Regions from separate parts of the Homo sapiens genome. Here region 1 is linked to region 2. A link is an interaction called in ENCODE POLR2A ChIA-PET data of the cell type or tissue named here. Cell type or tissue: OCI-LY7. All regions are shown on one strand. Links, peaks and the distances in the headings refer to the core of each region. The heading gives the core; the rest is flanking DNA.

What was found. ChIA-PET counts read pairs that join two places held together with the same protein. Peaks named below come from ENCODE experiments on the same cell type or tissue, not always from the same donor. Only the 100,000 strongest peaks of a DNase experiment are listed, where the experiment ranks them.
Region 1: POLR2A ChIA-PET joins it to region 2 with 14 read pairs; 2 of 35 experiments call an interaction of 5 or more read pairs at or near these places.

What each region holds. Positions count from the first base shown.
Region 1 is chr6:156,762,747-156,775,019 of GRCh38, forward strand. No RefSeq gene overlaps it. Among named protein-coding and RNA genes, the nearest start is that of ARID1B, 8.5 kb to the right of the region's middle. RefSeq lists an enhancer at 5,122-5,181 and a silencer at 10,769-11,063. In OCI-LY7, for the core only: no CTCF peak of the experiment used is centred there; a DNase peak (open chromatin) is centred at 5,635.
Region 2 is chr6:156,838,671-156,850,943 of GRCh38, forward strand. The region is part of intron 2 of ARID1B (AT-rich interaction domain 1B); the gene reads left to right. Among named protein-coding and RNA genes, the nearest start is that of MIR4466, 65 kb to the left of the region's middle. In OCI-LY7, for the core only: no CTCF peak of the experiment used is centred there; a DNase peak (open chromatin) is centred at 7,281; H3K4me3 peaks cover 175 bases; H3K27ac peaks cover 1,207 bases.

The sequences.
Region 1 (12,273 bases), core at 1,476-9,475, 77 kb before region 2:
AGTAGGCGTCAGGGCGTGTTCAATAAGCAGGGAGCTGATATTTGGCAATCCAGGCAGGCTGGCAGCATCATATACAGTTTTCAGCAGGTAACAAGATGACAGCAATGAACCAAGAGTTGAAGGACCAGATCCCAGTCCCAACGGAGGTGGAAGGATAAAATAGACATTGTGGCAAAAGCAAAGAAGAGCCCCAGGCTCAGGAGAATAGAGTAGGCAGGATTCAGTGGCTGGGGCTCAATCCTAAGAAACAAGACAAGGATGTGGTTAGCAAAACTGTTGGACAAAGTGAAGACTGGGCCTTGGCTGAAGGTACAGCACAGAACTGGAGGAGCAGTGGCAAAGGAGAACGGGTGTCCATTCTCAAAGCATCTAGACATAGCTTTGGAAATTCACTGCATGTCACCCTAATGAAGCCCCGTTAGCTGACTATTGGTCCCGGAGCCAGCGTAGGGGAACTTGCTGGAGATGATAAATAAAATATTTTTAGATTTATTTGTTTATTATAAAAGAAATTAAATCAGATCCTGACCGAATAATGTAATGCCAAGAAGCATATAACATATAGCATCTTATACTTGAGTTAACAAAGTTAGAAATTAAAACAAAGTATCTAGAAAATACATCACAACTCAGCTACAAATAGCCTATTTTTAGACCCATCATGCTAATAACTTTATTTCTCTGTAGTGCAAGGAAATATCTAATGTCTATATCTAATAATTGTAATAGTCTGAGCTCTTTGGCAGTATAGAGAAAAAGCATTTTCAACAGGGGTTTTAGTTATTTTTTTAAAAAAATCCCAAGGCTGGGCACGGTGGCTCATGCCTGTAATCCCAGCAATTTGGGAGGCCGAGGCAGGCGGACCATCTGAGGCCAGGAGTTCGAGACCAGCCTGGCCAACATGGTGACACCCTGTCTTTACTAAAAATGCAAAATTAGCTGGGTGCAGTGGCATGTGCCTGTAGTCCCAGCTACTTGAGAGGCTGAGACAGCAGAATCTCTTGAACCCGGGAGGTGGAGGTTGCAGTGAGCTGAGATTGAGCCACTACACTCCAGCCTGGGTGACACAGCTAGACTCTGTCTCAAAAGATAAAATAAAATAAAATAAAATAAAATAAAATAAAATAAATAAATCTCAAGTCTGTAGGGTGGCCACACAGCCTTTTTGCATGCCATTTAAAAATTATATATGTGCTCTGCATTGTACAACTTTTATTTCCCCCATGTTGTCTAGAAATTTTCCCCATGTTGATATCTGGAAATCATTAAAGCAATCCATGATGGCTGTTTCTAGTTCTTTGACTCTTGCTACGTGGAGCAGAGAACTTTTCTTCTATAATGTCCCAGGGCAAAATTCCACATTTCAGAAGTAGGGCTCCTGGGGAGGCCCTGTGGGCTTGGGGTTCCCTAACTACGAGAGCAGAGTACTGGCATAGGAGGGTGGTCGCCTCACGTTCTCCCTCCTGCAGAGACCACCCTTGCAGTATGTTCAGACGAGCAGAGTGACTGGCATGTGTCTTGAAAAAATATGGCTCCAGCAAGTGATGTTCTGAAGTCATTGCCCACGTTGTGACACGAGGATTCTGCTCAATTTCCCTAGAATAATGGATTGATCAGCCGGGCTCGGTGGCTCACACCTGTAATCCCAGGTCTTTGGGAGGCCGAGGTGGGAGGATCACTTGAGGTCAGGAGTTTAAGACCAGCCTGGCCAACATGGTGAAACCCTGGCTCTACTAAAAATATGAAAATTAGCCAGATGTGGTGGTGCATGCCTGTAATCCCAGCTACTCAGGAGGCTGAGGCAGGAGGATCACCTGAATCTGAGAAGTGGAGGTTGCAGTGAGCCAAGATGGTGCCAGTGCACTCCAACCTGGGTGACAGAGAGAGACTCCGTCTCAAAAAAAAAAAAAAAAAAAAAAAAGAAAGAAAGAAAGCAAAACAGAAGAGAAAAGAATAATGGATTGATTGCTAAGAACATATCCTCATGCATAGGGGCCTTGTGCCTGCTCAGGAAGTGTCGGGAAAGCTCAAATATATCAGTCACACTGGTCCCCTGCTTGGAGGAGCAGGCATTGCCCCAGTATTGCTCTAACTGGTTTCAGAGGTCATTCGTTCAGTGGAGGACCAGGTCCTAGGTTAGGCCCTGGATATGCAAAAATGTGGGGGTGCCCTTCTGGAGCACCCTTTTTGGGGTTGGGACATGAACACTCACAAATATTTACACCATAATACAATAAAGGCTAAGATCGTGATGCCCACAAGCTGGTTTCATAGCTCTGAGGTGACTATTCCATAGGGCGTGTGGGAACTGTGATCAAGGAGGGCTTCACAAAGGCCAGTGATATTTGGGCCGAGTTTGGAAAGATGGCAGCTTCTTAACAAGCAATGGGAAAGAACACAGGAGGCAGCAAACGTAAAGGCGGAGAGGCGTGAGCAAGCCCGGTGGGGCAGGGGTTAGCAGTGGAATTCGTCAAGGACCGCTTCTCAGAGAGGGCTAGTAGTGAGCCTGACTTGGGAGCAGTGGCTGGACATTTGGGGGAATGACACGAACCAAGGCACAGAGAGAGGAACCAGCAACAGTGGGTGAGGGCGGAGAGGCCAGGGCCGTCCTGAGGGGCACCATGGTGGACTGGAGGGCCACGGGGCAGTGAGGCCTGAAAGAAAAGGAGCAGATAGGGGCTGCCTTAGGGTTGGGAGGCTGTGGCTAGGAGGACAAGAAGTTGGTGAAGGAAACAGAAAGTGTGGAAGAAGCTAGAATGGTCTCAGGGAAATCAGGGAAGGGGAAAAATAATTTTGAGACTCACAGAGTCACCGGTGGCCACTAACTGGTCCATTCGCCACAGGAAACTGAAGTCTGTCAGTAGGTGCCTCTTTCAGGTGGAGGACCGCCATCTGCCCTTGAGACTTCCATCCCACCCACACCCCTGAGTCCTCCCGCACATATCTGGCACTTAGAAGGGCTTATATCATGTAAACAGACCTCCTATCTCAGCTCTAATCCGCAGGAGTAGAATTAGTTACAAAACACCACGCTCCAGATATCAATACATATTTCTAAAAGATGGAAGCAGGGGAAAGCCAAGAAAAGACAAGAGGGTTTTTCTAGAAGAAAGAAGGTAATGAGAAATCAGAGATGGAAATTTTCCAGGAACCAGATGAGGCTAGAAATTAGAATGTGGCAGGGGTTATGGAATAAAATGGAGTCAGTGGGGCCAATTGTTTAAGGAATTTCTCTCTGGAAAATCAGCAAGGAAGAATACTAATTGGAAAGGCTAAGAGGGTCTTACTCATCTTCTACAGTTTTATGTTTGTTTGTTTCTGAGACAGGGTCTCTTGCTCTGTTGCCCAGGATGGTGCATAGTGGCATGATCATGGCTCACTGCAACCTCAACCTCCCAGGCTCAAGCAATCCTCCCAGCTCAGCCTCTCAAGTAGCTGGGACTGCAGGAGTGCACCACCACACCTGGCTAATTTTATTTTTTATTTTTTTTGTAGAGACTGGGTCTCATTTTGTTGCCCAGGCTGGCCTTGAACTCCTGGCCTGAAGTCACCCTCCCACCTAGGCCTCCCAAAGTGTTGGGATTACAAGTATGAGCCATCGCAACCATCCATCTTCTACAGTTTTAACCTCAAGCCTAAAATTGCTATGACTTCCATGAATTATCTCACATTAGTAAGAGGATCTAGCCTGGCTAATGATACATGTATCAAATGATAAATTATAGTTTGTAACATTGTTTTTTTCCTAGACCCAGTGATGTCTTTAGTAACCATGTCTGGCTGTGTCTCTCGCTCTCTCTCTGTCATTCTACCTCTCTCATCCCTCCCTCTTCTTCCCCACTTCTGTTCCCTTCCAGTTTCTTCCTTCCTTGTCCTCTTCTCCACATCACTGTGGGTGACATGGACTCTCATATCTGTGCATGAACCAATCCTTGTCATTGCAGCCAAAGGGACCCACGTGGGCCCACATGGTAGGGTGCAGGTTCCAGAGGCCTAGGGCCAGCAGCTTCCTTTACTTCCCTCTTCCCTCCTGCCTTGGTACCAGCCTCCTTTTGTAGCGGTAGAGGATCTATGGTGCTTCGTCATCACCTCTAAAGTAAAAATGTTCTACATCATCCCCTGTCCTATGTAGCCACAGAATCATGGCATTAACTTGGGCTTGCCTGGAAAAGAGCCCCCCCTACTGCATGACCCTCCTTCTCAGTACCCATCTCCATCTATCAAGAGTCTATCATGCCATGGTCAGCGGTGGCAAACCCTGGGATTCCAGCTTTGAGGGAATGGGTTGAGGATCCATGAGACTGAACTGTTCAGAAGGAAAGAAAAACTTTTCCAATATTTAGGTATGTTCTCCTTTTCATACCTTCAGCTCATTAATATCTAGGGCTGGGTCTGAGGGGATATTGTGCAGGAAATAGACTTTGTCCCCACCATTCAGCCTCCCATTCACTGAGGTCCCTCCTCCTGCTTCAGCCCACCTTCTTTCTGGCATCCACATCCTCTTTCTCATCTCCTCTCCTTCATCAAAGCAGGCTTTCAGAAACAGATCCAAAATATGTTCATAAGAAGGTGTAAATAACTGATACAAGTTTAAGGTATTACTTGTTAGAAGCAAATTTGTATTTTGACAAGGCTCAAAGCCTTTGCGGAAAAGAATAAATCCATAAATCTTTAATGGAGAAAGTTTAATTACATAGCAGGAGAAATGCTTGGGGTTGAGTGGAGTATACCTGGTTTTCCTGAAAGCATACAACACACATCTATTCTACTTAGACATTAACACACACACACACACACACACACACACACACACACACACACTCCTCAAACCTTATCTGTTTAATTCCAGGCAATATGTTAAGTACTTACATATACTTTCTCATTTAATTCTTACCCCCAGAAATTGTACGAAGTAGATATTTAGTGTCTCACGTACATCCTGGTACACACGAAGGTCAGCACATTGCCCAAACTTGCACGGCCTGTAAACATGGAGCTGGGATGCGAATCTACCCTCTTTCCACAGATCATGAAGCCCCCGGCAGGAATACTCCATCCTTGTGGCGAGGAGGAGTAGTTTTCCTGTTTGCCTCCTGGGTTGCTATGTTAAGGAACATGTAGAGCTTTAAGTACCTTTTCTTGTAAGTCATCTTTAAAAGGCCTCTTAATCATCTTTGTTTTTCTCTGAACTCCCCAGAGTCTGTGTGTGTCATCCTCATAATGATTTGCTTGAAATGAAACACAGTGGCCTGGTCTATTTTCACTTTTCAGCCTATGCAGGATATAAAAATAAACAGCATATGGTGAAAAGTTAATGAGATTTAAAAAAATAAGTTCACTTAAAATAATCCATGGGGTTTTCTACATGTGTTCTTGGTCTGGTTTCAAAAACCACAGGAGTTTTACTATGCTTTAGAAAAGGGTAAATATTTTGCATTGTTTCTATTGGGGTCAATGGGAAACCAATCTTGTAGAATCAGCACTAATAATCATGTTGTTTGTAAACAACTGCCATGCTAGACTAGTACAGACCAAGCCTTACTGTTATGTGCCCAAGCGTTAAAACATGTACATAGCAACTCTGCAATGCTCTCTACAGTTGCGAATCTCATGCCTACACAATAGTCCCTTAGCTAACAAGAATGAGGAAGTCTACCTGGAGGAAGATGGTAAGTCAGACAGACTTCCTTTCTTAGAGCAGTAGCCCTCTGAACACAGCTGGAAACATGTTACCTTGATAGGTAGAAACCACCTTTTAAGAAAAATGCTCTCTGCCTTATTTTTGTATTTTTTGGTGGGGGGCGGGGGGCGGCGTGCAGGGGGACAGGGTCTTGCTCTGTCACCCAGGGTGGAATGCAGTGGTACAAACATGTTTCACTGCAGCCTCAGACCTCCCGGGCTTAAGCGATCCTTCCACCTCAGCCACCTAAGTAGCTGGGACTACAGGTGCGTGCCACCATGCCCACCTTTTTTTTTTTTTAGAGATCGGGTCTTACTATGTTTGCCAGGCTGGTCTTGAACTGCTGAGCTCAATCCTCCTGCCTGGGCCTCTCAAAGTGCTAGAATTACAGGTGTAAGCCAACATGCCTGGCCTTCTCTGCCTTTTAAGTAATTTTTTAAGTTAGGAATCCTGTATTTATTTATTTTATTGAGACAGGGTCTCACTCTGTTGCCAAGGCTTGTGTGCAGTGGTGTGATCACTGCTTATCGCATCCTCCAACCTCCCAGGCTCAAGTGATCCTCCCACCTCAACCTCCTGAGTAGCTGGGACCACAGGCACATACCATCATGCTTAGCTGATTTTTGTATTTTTTGGTAGAGATGGGGTTTCGCCATGTTGTCCAGGATGGTCTCAAACTCCTGGGCTCAAGCAACCCACTCGCCTCAGCTTCCCAAAGTGCTGGGATTACAGGCATGAGCCACTGTGTCCAGCCTGTCTTTATTTTAAATGACCAGCATAGTCATTGCTGCTTTAGCTACATCAGTTCTCTGCTCTGAAAGAAACAATTAATTTGAAAATGCATGTAATAATTTTATTTGCATGTTTGGATTCAGCCATAAAATTATGTTGACAATTGAGCCCCCACTGTGGGTTCAGGAATGTTCTGAGTGTGGTAGACAATATAACAGAAATTGAAGACAGGGACTTTGTCCTTGAGAAATTGATCCATCCAGCTAGGGAGATGAAAATTACCTTAATAAAGTACAGTTATCAAACACTTCTGGTGTGCCAGGTGCTGTGCTCAGAGCTTTGAAGACCTTATTTCACTGAATCCTCAGAAACCTGGGGAAGTAAGCACTACTGCGATCTGTGTGTTATACAGGAGTAAACCAAGGTTTGGGATGTTTACAAACTCTTCAAAGGGTTGTTGTGAGGATTATGTGAGAAACCATAATGCATTATATCAGTTGGGTTTACATGTGATTTTCTACAAAAAAAAAAAAAAAAAGAAAGAAAAAGGGGGAAAAAAGACCAAAACAAAGCAAAAAATACCAGAAGCTTAAACAAGACAGAAGTTTATTCTTATTTCTCATACACGAAGTCAGGAGGTAGACAGCAGCTGAGCTGCCCTGAGCAGCTCCGCTTGAGCGTGTGGACGTACTGACTTCCAAGGGAATATGCAAAATGTCGATTTTTTTAAACAGGTGGTCATGTGCCCAGCTAAACACTGGGGCTTCTGTAACTAAAGGTGGGAAGAACAGATATTGGGTTAGTTAGGCAACTTGCTTCTCTGCCGTATGTATGCAAAGTGCCAGACACGGGATAAACATACTAAGTGGTATGTAATAACAGTTACAAAGCTCAATGCAGCCTAGAGGTGGTTTGGTTCATTGATTAAATACAACTCTTTGTGTCTGAGGTTTTCTCTTTTTTACGCTTGTGCACTATCCCTAAACAGGTAAGTGAATGAGAACAAGGGAGGGTGTACCGCAGGCCGGGGGCATCCCCATCCCCGCTTGGGCCAGCTTCTCCTTTACCTTTTCCAGAGATTCGAGGTGGTTTGCCCTAAGGTTTCACACCTGTGTGAAGGTGGCAGGAAGCAGCCAAGTCATGATGCAAAGCAAGGACGCTGCCCAGGCCTGGGCATTTCAGCTTCTGCTTGCCTCTCCTGCTCCCTCTCAGCACCTGTGAATGACAGCTCAGGTCTCTGGCAAATGGGAAAAACCCAGGACATGCCAGTCACATTGGACAAGACATCCTCTGTATCAGTGACAACAAGCAAGACGCCCCTCATGCTGTGCAAGCAGGTGGCCCTGAGAAAGGGTTGGTTGTAACTCATGGTTAGGTGTCTTGAATTTGGTCCATTTATTTTGAAAGGTTTTCCATGGATCATCTCAATCTCACAAATTCCTAGATAACAGAGAAGATGCTCAGGCTACAGAATGTTCCCACTGTGTGGAGTTGAGGAGTTGTCCTCCGCCTCTTAAACCTTGAAGCTTGCTTTTTCTTTTGAGACAAGTTCTCACTCTGAGGCCCAGGCTGGAGTGCAGTGGTCTGATCACAGCTCACTGCAGCCTCGACTTCCTAGGCTCAGGTGATTCTCCCAGCTCAGCCTCCCAAGTAGCTAGGACTACAGGCACATGTGACTGTACCTAGCTAATTTTTTTTTTTTTTTATAGAGATGAGATTTCACCATGTTGGCCAGGCTGGTCTCGAACTCCTGGGCTCAAGCTATTCGCCTGCCTTGGCCTCCCAAAGTTCTGGGATTATAGGCATGAGCCACCATGCCCAGCCTGAAGCTTTCTTTAGAGCTAAGTTTCTATGGTGAGCAGGGTTGGCTTATCAGAGCAGGGCTGGGAGAGCAAGCTGGGTAGGACTGATGGGTAGTGTGGAATGGTCTGGACGGCAGGGATAAAAGCTGGAATCTCCAGTTGCTTCATGCCAATATGGTTTGGGCAGGAAAGGGTGGAGAGGAAAAAGAGGAAAGAGAAGGCCTCGGCCCTGCCATCCTCTCACCTCCTTATCTAATCTACGACCTCATTCTTCAGTGTTACCTCCTCACTGTCTCTCTCATGGAGGCCACTGCTAGCATACATGGAGCTTTGTGTAAGTTAGAAAAAGACACCCCATTCTCCAGTGGACTCAGCTCTGTGCCAGGACTCAATGAGTAGCATGCAAGGCCCTGGCTGAATCAGAGCCCCCACCCACCTCCTTGGCCTTGAGCAGTGAGCAATCTGCACATTCTGAAGTAGTGGACTCTGTGGGGTCAGTTCACTTATCTCTATCCCCATAGTCCCTCTGGTCCCCATACAACTCCACCATCTCTCTTTTCTCACTTGGGCTATGCGCAATCATCACAGATAATTAGGAGAGCCATTTATAAAGAGGCCTACATTTAGACGCGGTGTTGTTGCCAGGTACAGTTATACATTTAGTCCTAGAGATAACAACAACTAGATTAAAAGATGTTCTTCATGTTTTTTGCTTTTTAGGTTGGGATCTATGATCAGCTCACACTGCCCTATGAATTAAAAAATAAATAAATCTTAAGATTTATTCTGCAAAAGGCATATTTGTATAGCATTGTATTCTTGAGTCTGTACATTAGGAATTTAAAAATGTAAACATTAAAATAAACATTTGTATGCTCCTCTTTTATGGTTTTAAAAAATATCATAATATCCTCAGAGCCGCAATAAATGAGAGTGGCCAGGCCGCCCTGGTCCCAGAGGTTTGAGCCCCGACTCCCGGGACCTGCCGCCCGATTCCAGCTCTGGCCGCACTGCCAACATGCTGTCTTCCTAGCAGTGGTTTCTTGCTATAACCCAGATCTGATGTCAGCCCCCTGCTTCAATGCCCTGGTTACTTCCCACTGCTTTTGGGTCACAAGCCCTGATTTAATTGGGCCTGGGACAAGCATGGTGGTCCCTGTCTCCCAGCATGCCTGCCCTCACCCTGCTCTCCAGTCCCACTTGCCTCCTGCCGTCTGCGGCACTCTTTCCCTTCTTTATTTAATGTTTTCTCCTCTTTCTTTAGTGTTCAGCCCAAGTCACATTTCCTCAGGGAAGCTGTCCCTCAGCCCCCAGTCTGCATCAGGCTCCTTGGCTATTTCCCTCATAGAACCCTGTACCTTTCCTTCAGAACCCATTGCTTTGTAACTCTCCATTAGTGATCATTCAATGAATGATCCGGTACATTCAATGTGGTCAAGTGTTATTAGTTTTTGTTGTTCACTCCAGTGCCCACAGCACCTAGCACAGGGCTAGGGCAGAGTAGGTGATAGACAGTTCCTTGTCAAATGAATAATTGGGGTTGAGGCAAGGAGTCCCCTTCCCAGATGCTCCTTGTGGGTTATGCTTTGGCAGGGAAACCTTTTGGCATGTCCGGTCCTTGAGAAAGAGGGTCACCTATACTACACAGAGTACAGCTTGACACAGGTGTCACCTGAGGGCCCAAGAAGATGCCAGGGAGAGCTCACTGAAATTTAAGTCTTAGAGTTACATGTTGCAATGTAACTTCAAGTTAGAGAGAGAAAAAAATTCTTTATATTTAACTTGGGCATTTTTAGGGGAATGGGTTAATAAGCAGATTCCTCAATGAAATTATGTCATTTTGGTATGAAAAGCATATAACCAAGTCCTTTGGCCCTGACCAAGACAATTAGATGACTGTCATAAACCCTTAAAGGTGCTCACTGACTCGCATAATGAATTAGAAACCAAGTCATCAGGTATAAGCAAGGTGAACTAAAAACGAGGAATGCGCTCCATTAATGCACGAGTTATTGTTATTTGGGACTTACTGTTTTTGAAACATAGTCTTATTCTCAAAGTTTACCTGTACTATAAAGCAATTAATCATTATCTGTGAGAGACCTAGAAGGCCTTCAGGTAAGTTCCTGAAACTTTTCTAGAAAACTGAGGTGATTCAACTGCCAAGTGACTTATTTGTATACCTGATTATATATGCTTACTACCCAAATATTTATTTTGAGGAACTAGAGTGGAGTTACCTATGCAGGACCTTTAGCCAGCCAGGCAGCATGTTATCACTAAGAACGGCCACAAAGATGACTACATGATGTGATGTAGAATACTGAAAAACACTGGTAGGTGCTCAGTAAGTGATTTTCACTAATGGCAAAATGATTGAGGACAGTACTGGAAATAAAAGCAGCCATTGAACACACATTTGTCTAAAAGTTACAAGAAATTTATAAATGAGGCTGTGATAAAGTCATTCAAAAGCGGACAGTCCAGGATAAAATAAAAAGTACAATGTATTAAAATGTAGTAAGGTGTTTCTTAATGTATTTCACTGGTGTTACTATGTTTCTAAGGAATTTGGAGAGAAACTGTAGTAGCCTGATGTTAAACTTAAGGTTCTGGAAGTCCAGACTCCACAGTGGTGGGTTCCAGGTGTCAAGTCGGAGTTGTGTCAGCGGGAGGATTAGGGTCAGCTGCCCGCTAATGGCAGCCAGCAAGCCTCCGCTGCAGGAAATGCTGCGGGATGGGGAAGGTCTGAGCTTGCTTCTTTACTGGCCAAATCCCATGTGACATTGAGGGGCAGACCTTAGTAGGTATGAGTGATTGTTAATTGTTTATCTCCCCTATGAAGGACAGGACCAAGGTAATTATCTTTCATTTTCAAGGCATGGCACAAGGTAGACTCTAGGTAAATTTGTTGAATGACTACATGCAGTGTATCTCCATCCAGGTTTATTATCCCCACAATAATTTTCTTAGTAAGTTTATTAGTGCTACCGTCTGCCATAGTTCCCAAATTTGAACTATTTTTTTTGCCTAGGCTTCTTTTTTTTTTTCAAATCCTACCTAATTGATTTGCACAGTTGTTTCAAATCAAATGCTACATCCCATATCTTGCAGTGACGCAGTTATTCACTGCTAACGTCTAAATCGGAGAAGTGAAAAGGACAATTGTTTCGTGCTTTCTTAAGTCCCTGACCAAGATCAGTAGGGAAATCCCATTAGCTCTATTCATCGCATTTCTCATAAATCTAAAAGGAAAGCAAGTATCCAAAGCTTTATTCTTTAATAGTTCTTATTTGTAAAACCTTGACAGGGCTTTATTCTAAATTGCTTCCAAATTACATAAAGAATAGTTAGAAATATGATGGGCAGTGAATCGTGATAGTTTCAGTCATCGAATAAATAAGTAGAACAGTAAAAGGGGACTAATCTGAAAGCAAACAGAGTATGATGGGCTACGATGAGGCAAAAAGAACAGAACTGTGGAATTCTTAAACTACCATCTGGCTCAATCCCCTTTAAGTGGCCAAGTTGAAGAGCCTTTTATTCAGTGCCCTAAAACTTATTCAAAAGGCGCAGTATTTGAATATTAATATTTCCATACAGTAAAAAAAAAAGTCTTTTGTAACCAAAAAGGAATGTTTAACAAAATAATGGGTAATCCTCTGGCTAAACATGAGGGCGTGGGGAGCACCCTGTGGGTGGGAGGTCGGCTGGAACCCAGGGTGGCTGCGGGCAGCCTCCGGGCCTTCCCCTCATGGCTTCTTTGTGGTTAGGGTAACTTATTAAAGTTGTCATTGTGGTTTGAAATTTAGGCAAGAGGTGTAAAATTAAGGAATTCATTAGGAAAAATGAGCGCAGTGATTTCTAGTACCTTATTTCATCAAAAAGAAACAATAAGGTAGAATTGCCATATGAGATAGTTGAGGCAAGGAACACAATGGAAATTTGAACCTGTGGTTGAAATTGTGCTTTTGTGTAATGGGAACCTATTTCATCACTTTGTAACAGACCCCTGACAATTGGTGTTTTGTTTGTTAAGCCCTGGATGTTTAAATGAAA
Region 2 (12,273 bases), core at 2,479-10,478:
AACCTGCATGTTGTACACAGGTACCCTAGAACTTAAAGTATAATAATAATAATAATAATAATAAACAAAAAAAACCGCTCTAAGTAAGGATTAGATGTTTCTTTATAATCAGTATCATAATCATTGTTTCCAAAGAGAACTGGGAAAAGGTAAAGCCCAGAATAATTATTGGCCTATGGGATCTGTGACCTCAGATACTCTCTTAAAAGGGTCAGCCAACAAGGAGGCTTCCCTTTTTTTCAATTAGTATATTACCTTGAGATTTCCAGTAGGATCTTCAGGCATCCCAATAGTCATTTTCCAGACATCTTAAGGATTTACATCTCTGGAGGTTCTCCTCAGTGTCCTGGGCTTCATGGAGAAATAGGGCCTGCCTTCTTTTCTTCCTACTTGTGGGTCCTGTGCCATTCGTTAGGGGTCATGGAGATGACAAGGTCTTACTCTTCAGTAATTGGCCAAAATTTGATGGTTAGTGTCTTAGTTTCTTTTCTGTTGCTGTAAAAAAAATCACAGACTGGGTAATTTATAAAGAAAGGAAATTTATTTCTTATAGTTCTGAAGGCTGAGAAGTTCAAAGGCATGGTGTTGGCCTCTGGTGAGGGCCTTTTGCTGCTTCACAACGTGGTGGAAGGCATCACAGGGTGAGAGGGTAGTAGCGTGCTGGCTCAGATCTCTCTTCCTCTTCTTATAAAGCCTTGAGTCCCATTGTAGGGAACCTCATTCTGATGACCTTATCTAATTAATTCCTGAAGTCCCTACCTCCAGTCAACATATGAATTTGGAGATTAAATTTTCAACACATGAAATTTAGGGGATACATTCAAATCACTGAGCAGTTGGGGAGAGGAGGAAAGACTAGAATCCCCTTCAGCTGCCAGGAAGAGCTAATCTCTTTCTCCCCTAGTGTCTCTGGCTGAGTTCTCACCCATTCTTCTTCCTCCTTGGCGTCAAAATAAAAGGATGGGAAGAGTGATAACTTAGTCACATCACTGGCCCTTAGTCTTCATGGCATCTGATGTATCACAGCACACTTCCAGGAATGGCGGTTAAGGGGTGCTTCACTGCACATACGCAGCAGGCCGTGAGAGTGATAAGCACACAGTGGAGAGTGAGACATGAGGCTCCAGGAGGGATTCCAGCTCTGACCAGGAAATCACCACTGCTGCTGAAAGCCACCAAGGTCTGGCAAGGAGCATCATGCAGTGTGCTTACTTCCAAATCAAACTCTGCTATGATCTAACAAAGAATTTAAGTCACGTGAATGCACGCAGGCTGCAAGAGAGGCTGCGAATTTGAGTTCGGATTTCTAAATTTCGGAGGCAGAACTTTGTGGTTGTTAACTCTTTGTAGGGAACACAGAATTGTTCTCGACAGTTCCAAAGTTTTTCTTGTGTAGAAATTTCCCTCTTCAGTGTCGCCTCCTGTAGTTTTCCTGTCTCAATACCTGGTAGCTTCTTCCTTCCCACCGTCTGGGCCACAACCCCTCCTCTGTTTCTCAGCCTTTAAATCTTTTTCTTGGCTTTTCTCAGCCTTTTTCATCTGTTCTGACCTTTGCGTTTCCTTTTCCTCCTGCTGGGAAGTCTTGCAGGGCTTGCTATCTGAGTTCCTTGAGACATTTCTCTGACTTAAGTAAAATTGCACACTCCCACTGCCTCCTGCCCTGTTCTGTTTTCTCCAGCTCTCTTATCCCCTCCTGAACCTCACTTGTCTGATCCTCCCGTTAGAACATATGGCCTAGGCCGGCAGGGACTGTTTTCCACGGGTGTGGACCCATCGTCTAGAGCCGTACATGGCATTTCACAAACATTTCCAAACTACTAATGAAGAAGTTGCCGAATCCTAGACTCTGGCCAGTGAAATCTGTCCAGCTTGATGCAAAAATGTCTGTGTGCTTTAGCCGTGTTATCTGCCACCCATGGTTCGCTCCGAGATTAGGCTCATTCTCCAAAGCTTTCATAGTTTTCACTAGAATCCCGGTGCCCAGGTGCTCTGAGAACAAAGCCTGCAGACAGCTATGGGGCTGTGTTTTTAATGCTGCTTTTAGATTCCTAAGGAAGTTTTGATGCCTGAGAGATTGTTCTAGCTGAGTGGTTTTCTGTCTTGCTGTCTTGCTGTGTCATGTCCGGGGTCTGTGTTTCTTCCTCTCTGATTCTAACCCCATTGAGTAAATTGGAGATGGCTGCTACTCTGCTCTAAGGCCCATTATGTCTCAGAATGATCCCTTGCACTGGGTGTAATACCTCAGTCTGGAGAAGGTTGAGTTGGATTTGGTGTACCTGTGATGGGAGCTAGGTTCTTCATCCCAACACCAGTCATTCAACAGTGCTTACTGAAGAAAGTCCCCAAGTAGTTAGGATGCCGTACATACAAAACAGATGTTTTTCTGTTAGGGATTTGCTGCTGGAGGGAAGAGAGTTCTACCACATGTGGTGGAAGAACAGGGCCTGGAAGATGGGCTTTGAGCCTCTGTAGTGAGAGCACAGTTCACATCCATGTTTGTGCTGGGATCACGGAAAGGGCTTTTGATGGCATTTTAGTTCTCTGTCGCTGATCATTTGGACCCAGACTTGATTTTCACAGTGCTTTATGGGGGCTGCTGCCATTATGCATACACTGCATCGTAGCCCATTTCCAAAGCAGAGGTCATGGCTACGGCTGGAATGAGAGTTGCACCTCGGAGTAGAGGAATGAAATTTAGGTTGAATTCTTAAAAATCATCCCTGTGTGCTTTATTCTAGTTGAGAATCTTTGATAGACATATAATTTTGATGATGATGATGACAGGAATCTAGTGCCTTCATGTAAACTGTCACCATCACAATTGTCTCCTCTCTGGACCCAATTTCTTATTTGTAAATATGAGAAGTTGCCTCTGGATGACAGTAACAATAACAGCAATCTCTGTGCCAGGTCTTATGCTAAGTACTTTTACATGGATGTTCTCCTTTAATCCCTGCCATGTTTCTATTTATCTCCATTTTATGAATAGTAATAGTAGCTCATGTTTATTGAGGGCTTACTCTGGGTCAGGCACTTACTTGTTTTGCTTGTTTTATATGGATTAACTCACCCAGTCCTCATAACAGCCTCTGAGACAGGCATTGTTATATAGTCATCCTCATTTTACAAATGAGGAGGCTAAGGGGAGGGGTTACTCAGGCTGTTCAAATTTACATGCCTACTAAGTGCTATAACAAGCATTTCAGTTCCTTAGCGCCTGAACTCTGGGCGCACGCTAGCACTGTTTTATGATTCTGGTAAAGCTGGAATCCTTGTAACTGACACTGGAGTTCCTTTGAGTTTTTAAATAATAAGACTGATTATAATTAAAGTAGCCTCATTTTGACATTGAATATTCGTTTCACGTAAAGTCTTTTGTGACCTTTAACAATTTGAAAATTGAATGTTACCTACTACGTCTATCACACTTAGAGGAATTTTTTTGAGGGGAAATTCACATAACATAAAATTAACCACTTAAAAATGTACAGTTCAATAATGTTTACTGCAGTAATAGTGTTGTACAACCACCTCCTCTGTCTAGTTCCAACATTTTCACCACCCCCAGATGAGACCCCTGGATTCATTACGTAGTTACTCTCTGTTGTCCCTCTTCCCCCCAGGCAACTGCTAACCTGCCTTCTACCGCTGGATTTACCTGTTTTTGATGCTTCATGTAAATAGAATGATATAATATGTGACCTTTTGTGTCTGGCTTTTTTCAGTTAGCATACTGTTTTCAAGGTTCATCTCTTGTGGCACGTTCCAGCACTTCATTCCTTTCTATGGCTTAATAATCTGTTGGATATATGCATCACATTTTGTTTATCCATTCATCCATTGATAGACATTTGGGTTGTTTCCACCTTTTAGCAATTGTAAATAGTGCTGTTATGAACATTTGTGTACAGGTATTTGTTTGAATACTTACTTTCAATTATTTTGAGTATATACCTAGGAGTAGAATTGCTGGATCATGTGGTAATTCTATATGTTAACTTTTTAAGGAAGTGCCAAACCATTTTCCATAGTGGCTGTACCATTTTACACTAGAAACAGGATTTTATCATTGGTCTGTTATTTACTGAGACTCTTAAGTGCCAGGGAATCTTGCCAAACCCTTTTCATATATCATTTCCTATAATTCTCGCCAAATCCATGAGGTAAGTAATACTACTCACTTTGCCAGTGGGGAAACAGAGGTTAGGTAGCTTGCCCAAGCTGATACAAACTCTAAGTAGAGAATTCTGCCTTTCTATTAGATAGTAGCCTTAAAGATCCTCCAGACCAGCCTTGCTGTGTGTGCAACACATTCCACTGGTGTTAGGCAAGGTCATTTTGGGTGGCACATAGACACAGCATTACATAACCTGGAGTTCTAGAGTAGGGTAGTTGTTCTCTCATTGGTGTTAGTACGCGGTAGCACCCTTCCAACACTTCATAGTGCCTCCCACCCCATTTCCTTTTTCTGAAGAACAGGCCTGTGTCTATACCTTGGGCAGCATCAATATCTGGTTAGAATGTAACCATTATTGTATTGTCTTCATGGTATTCATTTTTTCTGGTAATCTTCTGTTTATGACGAGTAGTATTATTTTATATATATGGTAGTATGCAAAGTTTTAAAATACAATTTTTAAATTAAAAAGTGTTTCACTGGAAAGAAAAACAGTTCATGCTGTAAGTTAAGCTTACTTACTTTGAGTTTAACTCAGCACATGTATTTTCAATGTCTACAGTTGTTCAGTCCTGTACTAGTCATGGGGAAATACCAAGACAGCCGTAACTGGGGCTTTGCTCCAGAGGACCACGGCAGGGACACTCTGCAAAGAGATATGCTGAGTAGTGCGCACAGGTAGGGATGTTTACCCTGGGGCTATGGTAACACCGAGGGGCACACCTGGGCTGGGATAAGGACAGGAATGTAGGGGGGGTGTTAGGCTGTATATGTGAATCCAGACTGATTCTAATAATAATATGTATTTACTAAATTTTAAAAATTGGTATTTTGCAGTTAGATAAATGCCATTATCTCATGTGTCCATTGCTATCCATAGCTATTGTTTTGGTCGAATAAATTGAGAGAATATTATTAAGGTCTTTGACAGTTTGCTCACTTAGTTGTCATCAGATGTTTACTGGTAGCCCTAAGTGGGTGAACTCAAAGTACATCATGGGAGCAGACACGTACCAGGTACTTGGATGCAGTGTGAGGAGTGCTGGGTCAAGATCTATGGACTATACTCTGGGAACACCTGAAGCTGCATGGGGTGGGGAATAGGTGCCCCTAGACCTGGATCTTGCTGTAGGAGTTTGCTGGGTCTGGGGAGAGAGGCATGTGTTCTTGGGGAGTAGGTAGAGTGTGCTTTTCAAGTTCAATTAGATTGTAAAGGGGTCTTTGTGAATTTTACAGAATTTTTCACATTTTCAGTTTACACATGGTTATGAGCATAGAATCAAGCTTTCTCCCCTTCTTGCTTCCAAATTTTCCTTTCATCTTTGTTCTGCTTTGGTGCTTCGATGGATCAGTTCAGAAAGCCACAGGGCTGCCGCTTACAGGCTGGCTGGATCTTGTTTGATTTTTTGTTTTGTTTTGTTTAAGAAGAGAAACTGTTTCTTCATACTTGGAGCAAGCGCTCAGGCTTCCAGAGTGAAGAAAATTCCTACTCTGTCTGTGTATCCAGAGAGGATGGAAGTGCAGTATGTCTCTAAACATTGTTTTGATAAGTAGACTTTTTAAAATTGGTATATGATTTCTATTAACCTTACTTTCTTCTGTATCAGAGTGCATCATGCAATTATAGCACCTCTATGGCAGTTAAGTTTATATATAAAGAATTAACATTTTGCTTTGCAGTCTACATTGCTGGTGACTTTTGCCTTTGGAAATAGGAACTTGCCAAAAATCTAAAGTAATGTTCAGGCAATATACTCAACACTCTGAGTGTTTGTTCTGGTGTGTTTAACCTGGTGAAGGATGATAGGGAAATAAGTAAAGAAGTGAAGTTTTGAATAAAAACTGACTGCCTTGCCCTGTATTTCCTTTTCCCTCTATCATCTTTCCATATTATAACTTTTGGTTAAATCAACTTTCAGTGTTTATGTTAATGTAACTATAAAATAACTGTCTGTAGTTGAGTCATGGACTGCAAGTATATTTCCTTACTGTACAACTTTCTGTTATCCAGGAGTTGATAACTGCCCATTATTTTACGTTTTAAGAAATGTATACATCACCAGTTTATCCTCAAGCTCTGATAGAACGGTGCACTTCCTCTCAAGATGGTGGAACCCATTAGTTACTTAGACTCTGAGTGAACAATTTTTCATGTTCATGGATGACCATCATCTTTTGAATAGCCTTCCCGTGTCTGGGGAGATGTCCACATGTAAAAAGCTCTGTCTCCGTAATTTAGGAGACATCTTCAGCCGGGGATGCATTCAGGTGGCTTAAGTTCTTTTAATTAGACCAGCCATACTGGACTTTTATTTGGAAGTAAGCACTTTGCATGTTGTTCTTTAAATTTTGTGTGGCTTTCAGCAGCAGTGGTGATCTCCTGGTCAGAGCTGGAATCCCTCCGGGAGCCACCTGCCGCATTCTGCATTCTGTACTTTATTACCCTCCTGGCCCGCTGCGCATTCGGAGTAAAGCATCCCTTAACTGCCATTCTTGAAATTACTTTGACCTCAAACCCTGTTTTCTGAATTCCATGTCTTGTCTTTATGTAATCCTCGTTTTAGTAGGGTTCATCCTGTAGTAGCTTTGTAGGAAGGGTGCAGGAGATGTGCGTGTCTCTGCTTGTCAGAAAGGTGGCCTTAATGGGTGGATTGGCTGAGTGTAGAATTCTAGATTGGATATAATTTTCCCTCAAAAACTGTTGTTCCCCCACTGTCCTCTGAGCTTCTAGCATGTCTGTTGAGAAGTCCAGGGCCCCTTCTTTGGTATGTCACTGATTGTTTTTCTCTCTGGAGACTTTAGAAACTTGATCTCCTTGATTTCTAAAATGTGGATGAACTTTGGAGTTGGTATTTTCCATCCATTTTGCTAGACTCATTCAGTATTAAACTTGGTGCTATTTTTTTCTTCGTTAGGGGAGGGTATTATTCCTTTGATAATTACCATATCTTTATTTCATTTGTTCTTACTATCTATGAACCTTATTAGTTGGGTGTTATAAGTCCTGGATTAATTCTTTAATTTTTGAAACTTTTTTTCTATCCTCCTTTCATCTGATTGCTTTTTTTGTTGTAGTTCCTGGCAGATGTTTGTTCTGTTTTTGTAGTTTCACTTTCCATGAACTTGTTTTGTTCACCAAATTTTTCTTTTTTATACCATCTTACTCTTATTTCGTGGCTACAATGGTTTATCTTGCCGACGACAATGTTGGGATTCTTTTTGAAGGGCTCCTCTGCAGTGTTCCTGGTCCATATTTCCTTTCAGCCCTTCACCTATACGGTCTTTCTGGTTGGAGGCTATTTTTTTTGTTTGTTTGTTTGTTTTTGAGACAGAGTCTCACTCTGTCACCCAGGCTGCAGTACAGTGGCACAATCTCCGCTCACTGCAACCTCCGCCTCCTGGGTTCAAGTGATTCTTCTGCCTCAGCCTCCTGAGTAGCTGGGACTACAGGTGTGCACCACCACACCTGGCTAATATTTTTTTTTTTTTTTGTATTTTTAGTGGAGACGGGGTTTCACCATGTTGGCCAGGCTGGTCTCAAACTCCTGACCTCGTGAACCACCCGCCTCGGCCTCCCAAAGTGCTGGGATTACAGGCTGAGCCACCGCGCCTGGCCAGAGGCCTTCTTGAGGTGTCTGGTGGTCCTTCGCTTTCTGCACATCTGTAACAGCCAGTTCTGAGAACCGATCGGCACGTTGTGTGTGTGGACGGGGCTGCGGTGGTGGGGAGAGGATTGGGCCATCTTGTTGGCAGACCCTAACATGCTGCTATCTCCCCCTCCCCAGTAACTAACTCATCGTTGACTCTCAGAGGAGAAGTCAGGGTGTCTGGAGAGCTGGAGGCTGACTGGGGGACGGGCCTGTTACGTGTTTTAACTGAGTCCCCGTTTTCCATGGACTCGCCTGCTGTGGCCCCTCCAGATGGCAAGTCCTCTTGACTTCCTACAGGACAGGTGGGGATTGGGAAGGGGGATCTCTGAATTGCTCCCTACAGATTGTTTACCCAGCCCCCCGCCACCCTCTGATTCCTGTCTTTGGGGTTCTGCACTTTAATTAGCTTGCTTCTTATCCTGTCACCTAGAACAGATTAAAACTTTAATTATCACTTGTCTTTCTGCTTTTCTCCTTCCAAAATTTTTTTGACCTTTCTTATCTGTTACCATCTCACCTCATGTTTTCTTTGCCCTTGTGGTATTTGTTTTTATTTCTTTACTGTCATTTTAATGGGGTCCCATGGAAGAGTAGAGAGAAACATGAGCATTTAATCTGTCTGTTTACCAGAAACCTCTGCAAAGGCATCTTTAATAAGCAGTTTTTTTTTTTAAACCAACCTGTTTTCTAATAGGTTTTAATACTGTGCTATCTGGTAATGTGCCAGAGTTTTCAGTGTCTCAAGGAATTGGTAGACTAAGAATAAACCTAAGAATAAATGAATTAAACAGCACAACTGGAGCGTCTCTGGCAGGGAACCTGGTCTGAGGAGGCCATGTAAGGGTGGGGTGGCCTTTGTTTAGATTCGCCAGGAAAAGCTTCAGGGAACTCAGGAAGTGCTGCTCAGGGGAAAGGGTCTCCCAGCTGTGTTTAGGACCCAGCGAATGGGAGATCTGAAGTGGGAAGGCCGGCCAGGCTCTCCCACCATCCAGAGGCAAAATGAGGTCTGGGTCTGTAGAGAACATCCCCAGTGAAGGGTAAGAGAGGAGAGTCCAGCTGAGATAGACGATGGGAAGGAAAGAGAGTTTTGGAGGTTTCTTGCAGATGAGAGCAGATATATTTTAATGAGGATGAAGATGATCCTAGTGTTGTAAATGTTAAGGATATCTTGAATGTGTTTACATTTGGTAGTTATTAACACACGTCTGCAGGTAAACATGATTTTTCTGGTTATCCTTTGCCTTTAGGAGAGAAAAAGAGGCAAGTTAAGTAAAGTATTTTAAGGTTATATTTAGTTCGAAAAGAAATTTCTGACTGTAGACCCGGCTCTCTGCAGATGTGGCTTGCTCTCCAGGAGTCACAGAACCCAACTCGACCTCCTCCCTGGAAGCCCACCAGAGAATCCAATAAATAAAACAGTCAGAGCAAGGGTGTTGTAATTGAGACCCCACCTACCTGGCCTTCCCCTTGCCCTGTCACTGGACAGGTGATACTAAGCATTCATATTTAGAATCGTGATGGAGACTTTGCCAGTCTTCAGTCCTCAAGGAAAGATGCAGTGGTGCTCATTTAAGGCAGAAAATATAACTAATGTCTGTGTTTCAGTGTAATTTTTAACAATAAAGAATGAAACGGGAAGAAATTTCCGATTAATACTTATGAACCCAGAAAATGAAGTTAGTCATTGTAGCATAATCCTTAGCTCCTCAGCCTTCAGTTGTACTGTTGCTGTATTTGAGCTTTATTGAAGAGAACAGCTTCACAGTATCTGTATGTGTGGCCCAGTGCCAAGACCAGTGTGAAACTAAAAACAACAACAGCAAACTGTTAGAGTAATTATAACAAAAGTCAAGTCTGTAGCCTTATGTGTCAGGAATAAAGAATAAGAGTTCAGTTTATTTGGCCAGTGTTTGGTGTTCACATTGCTGTTTATGTAACTCTACATATGGTCTTTCAAAGTGATCGTGCACTTCCAAAATGAAGTATCTACCCACTTTTATCAGCTTTCCCAAATGTTATCTTTTAATGTCTTCATCACGATTAGAACACCCATTAGTAATTAGGATAACTCAGGAAAAGGATCTTCCATGTGGACCACCATCCTGGCTGGAGGTTGTTATTCTTCTCTGTGCATTTTTGGTGCCCTGGATTTGGCCTGATCCTCAGGCCCCTTTAAGTTAAAAATACCCGGTGTGTGGTCTGCCAGCTGGCCCAAGGCCAGGCTTTTTATAGCCTTGTCTGGCCTGGGAATGGAGCTTAGCATGAGGGGAGGTGCCGGGGGGCCTTCTCTGGCTTGGTAGACCAGAAGTGTGGGGAGGCCCTGCTGCCTCGCTAAGTCTTAGCTCTGTCATCATAAATAAAAGACGAGTCATCTGATGGCAGTCCCTTTCTTCTCTGATATCTTTTGGTAAAATATTTGTTACAATAACCAAGGAGACAACTTTGAGTAAATTTCCCATTATTTTTGAAGCCTGTTGCCCCTTCTGCCAGGGAGAAACTTCACCGCCTGGGTCCATATACTTTCACTAATTAACTGAGCACCAGGTTCCTGGAGAAACATATTTATTAAATGTCAAAAATTTGGGGACATTTAGTCTTCATTTTTGGTCTTCTGTGTCCAGTGGCATTTTTCCTAAATTATGTCCAGCATTTCCTTGAGATTATGTATGCTATTTTTTATTCTAAATTGTTGCCTCGATTCTTCTGAAGGTACTCACGTGTTACCAGGGTTCTTCCCTCTCCTCCCCTGGGAGTACTTAGAAAACCATTTTTGTCTCCCTTCCTTCATGCCCTCTTCCCTGGAAGAGTTTTATATACTAAATCATAGGGTTAAAGTAATAAATGCCATTGATACCTTGCTTTGTTTTGTTATTAAACATTGGTAAGGAATTTGGTAAAGTGAGGGATAATGTTACAGAATTGTCATTACAAATAATTTTCAGGCTATACCCCACAGTCAGCCAACATGTGGGACCCGCTGCTAAGACTTAAAATATTAAATAGCAGAATGTTAATTAATTCATAGAGAGAAGCATCTGCATTTACGTAGTCTAAAAGAGTCAAAATTTAAACACCTCTTTGTGTAAATCGTTACAGTCTTTGCATGTTTTTCTGTCCCAGAGAGCAGACAATCACATTCATTTTCTCCTTCTTTTCTTGTTCATTACTAGATGGAAGGGGCAAAAGAAGAAAAAGACAAATATTTGGGTGCTTTTCTGTGCTGGGGAGGATAGCTTTTTTGGTTTTCTTTTGTTTTTAAAGCCCTTAAGGACCGTAGTTGGTAAGCCAATTGTCACAGTTTGGGTGGACCCTAAGGAGGGGAAGCCGTGTCATTGGCCCTGACACTGATTATTGAAGGACAATTGTTCACTTTCTCTCTCGGATTAAAAATGCATGAAAGCACCTTTTTGACACCGGGCTTTCTGAAACCCAGTGCTGTCTTTTTTTGTAATACTCCTGTGGATGTTTTTGCACAAAGTGGCACCTGTTAGAGCTGGAAGTGTTCTTGCACGGCTGTCTTTGATCTAGTAGCCCTGGACAACTTTAAGCACATAGTTACTAGATGCAGGCCCGCCCAGCCCCGGGAGAGCATATCTGGCTTGCACGTATTTAAGGTGATGTGCAGAAGAGAACTGGACCAATTGACAGGCTGCACTGTACACAATTACTGTGTTTCCCATTTGAATTATCACTTCATTTCTGAAAATGGAAAAGATGGGACGGAATGATAGGAAGTTTTGAGAATGCTACAATATATGATTAAATTGGAGACTCTTTTTGACTGGACAATATGAATCTGTATTTTTATTATTGCATTTTGGGTGATTTTGGACGCCAGTATTCTTATTTAGGATTGAATTCTCACATGAAATTGTGTAAATATTTTTCTTTTTGAGGACCTATTTCTAAAATTAAGCGGCTTTTTTGAATTTGTATTTTGAATTCCTAATTTTGTAGGCTATGCCACTTTTAAGACATAAGTGCCTAAAAGGATGAAAAGTAATAGAAAGTAGAATGGGGAAGTGGAAACACTGGAATCACCCCTTGCACTGAACGCATAGTAATTTTTAATGATCACAGAGTGGCTCTTCGTTGTAATTAGTGTAATTTCTCAAACAAGCATTTAATGTATAGGCAGTTTAAGCATTTTTTTCTTTCTGAAAATATGTTAGACTAATATTCTTTCAGAATTTCTTCTGGGAAGAAAGAATTGTCTATTTAAATTTTACTAAGGTTACCTTTTGAAGACCACTAACCTGGTTGAAGCAGTTAAACTTGCTATCCGTTCTTTGAAACCACATTGAGTGAGAAAATTAAAAAGGAAAATGGCTTAAATATTTTCCCCTTGACAGGAGAAATGATAAGTATTTACTGTAAAGTGTCCAGATAATGTAAAGGAATATGAAAGTCACAAAAATTCCCCCATCATCTTTCCACTCACAGATA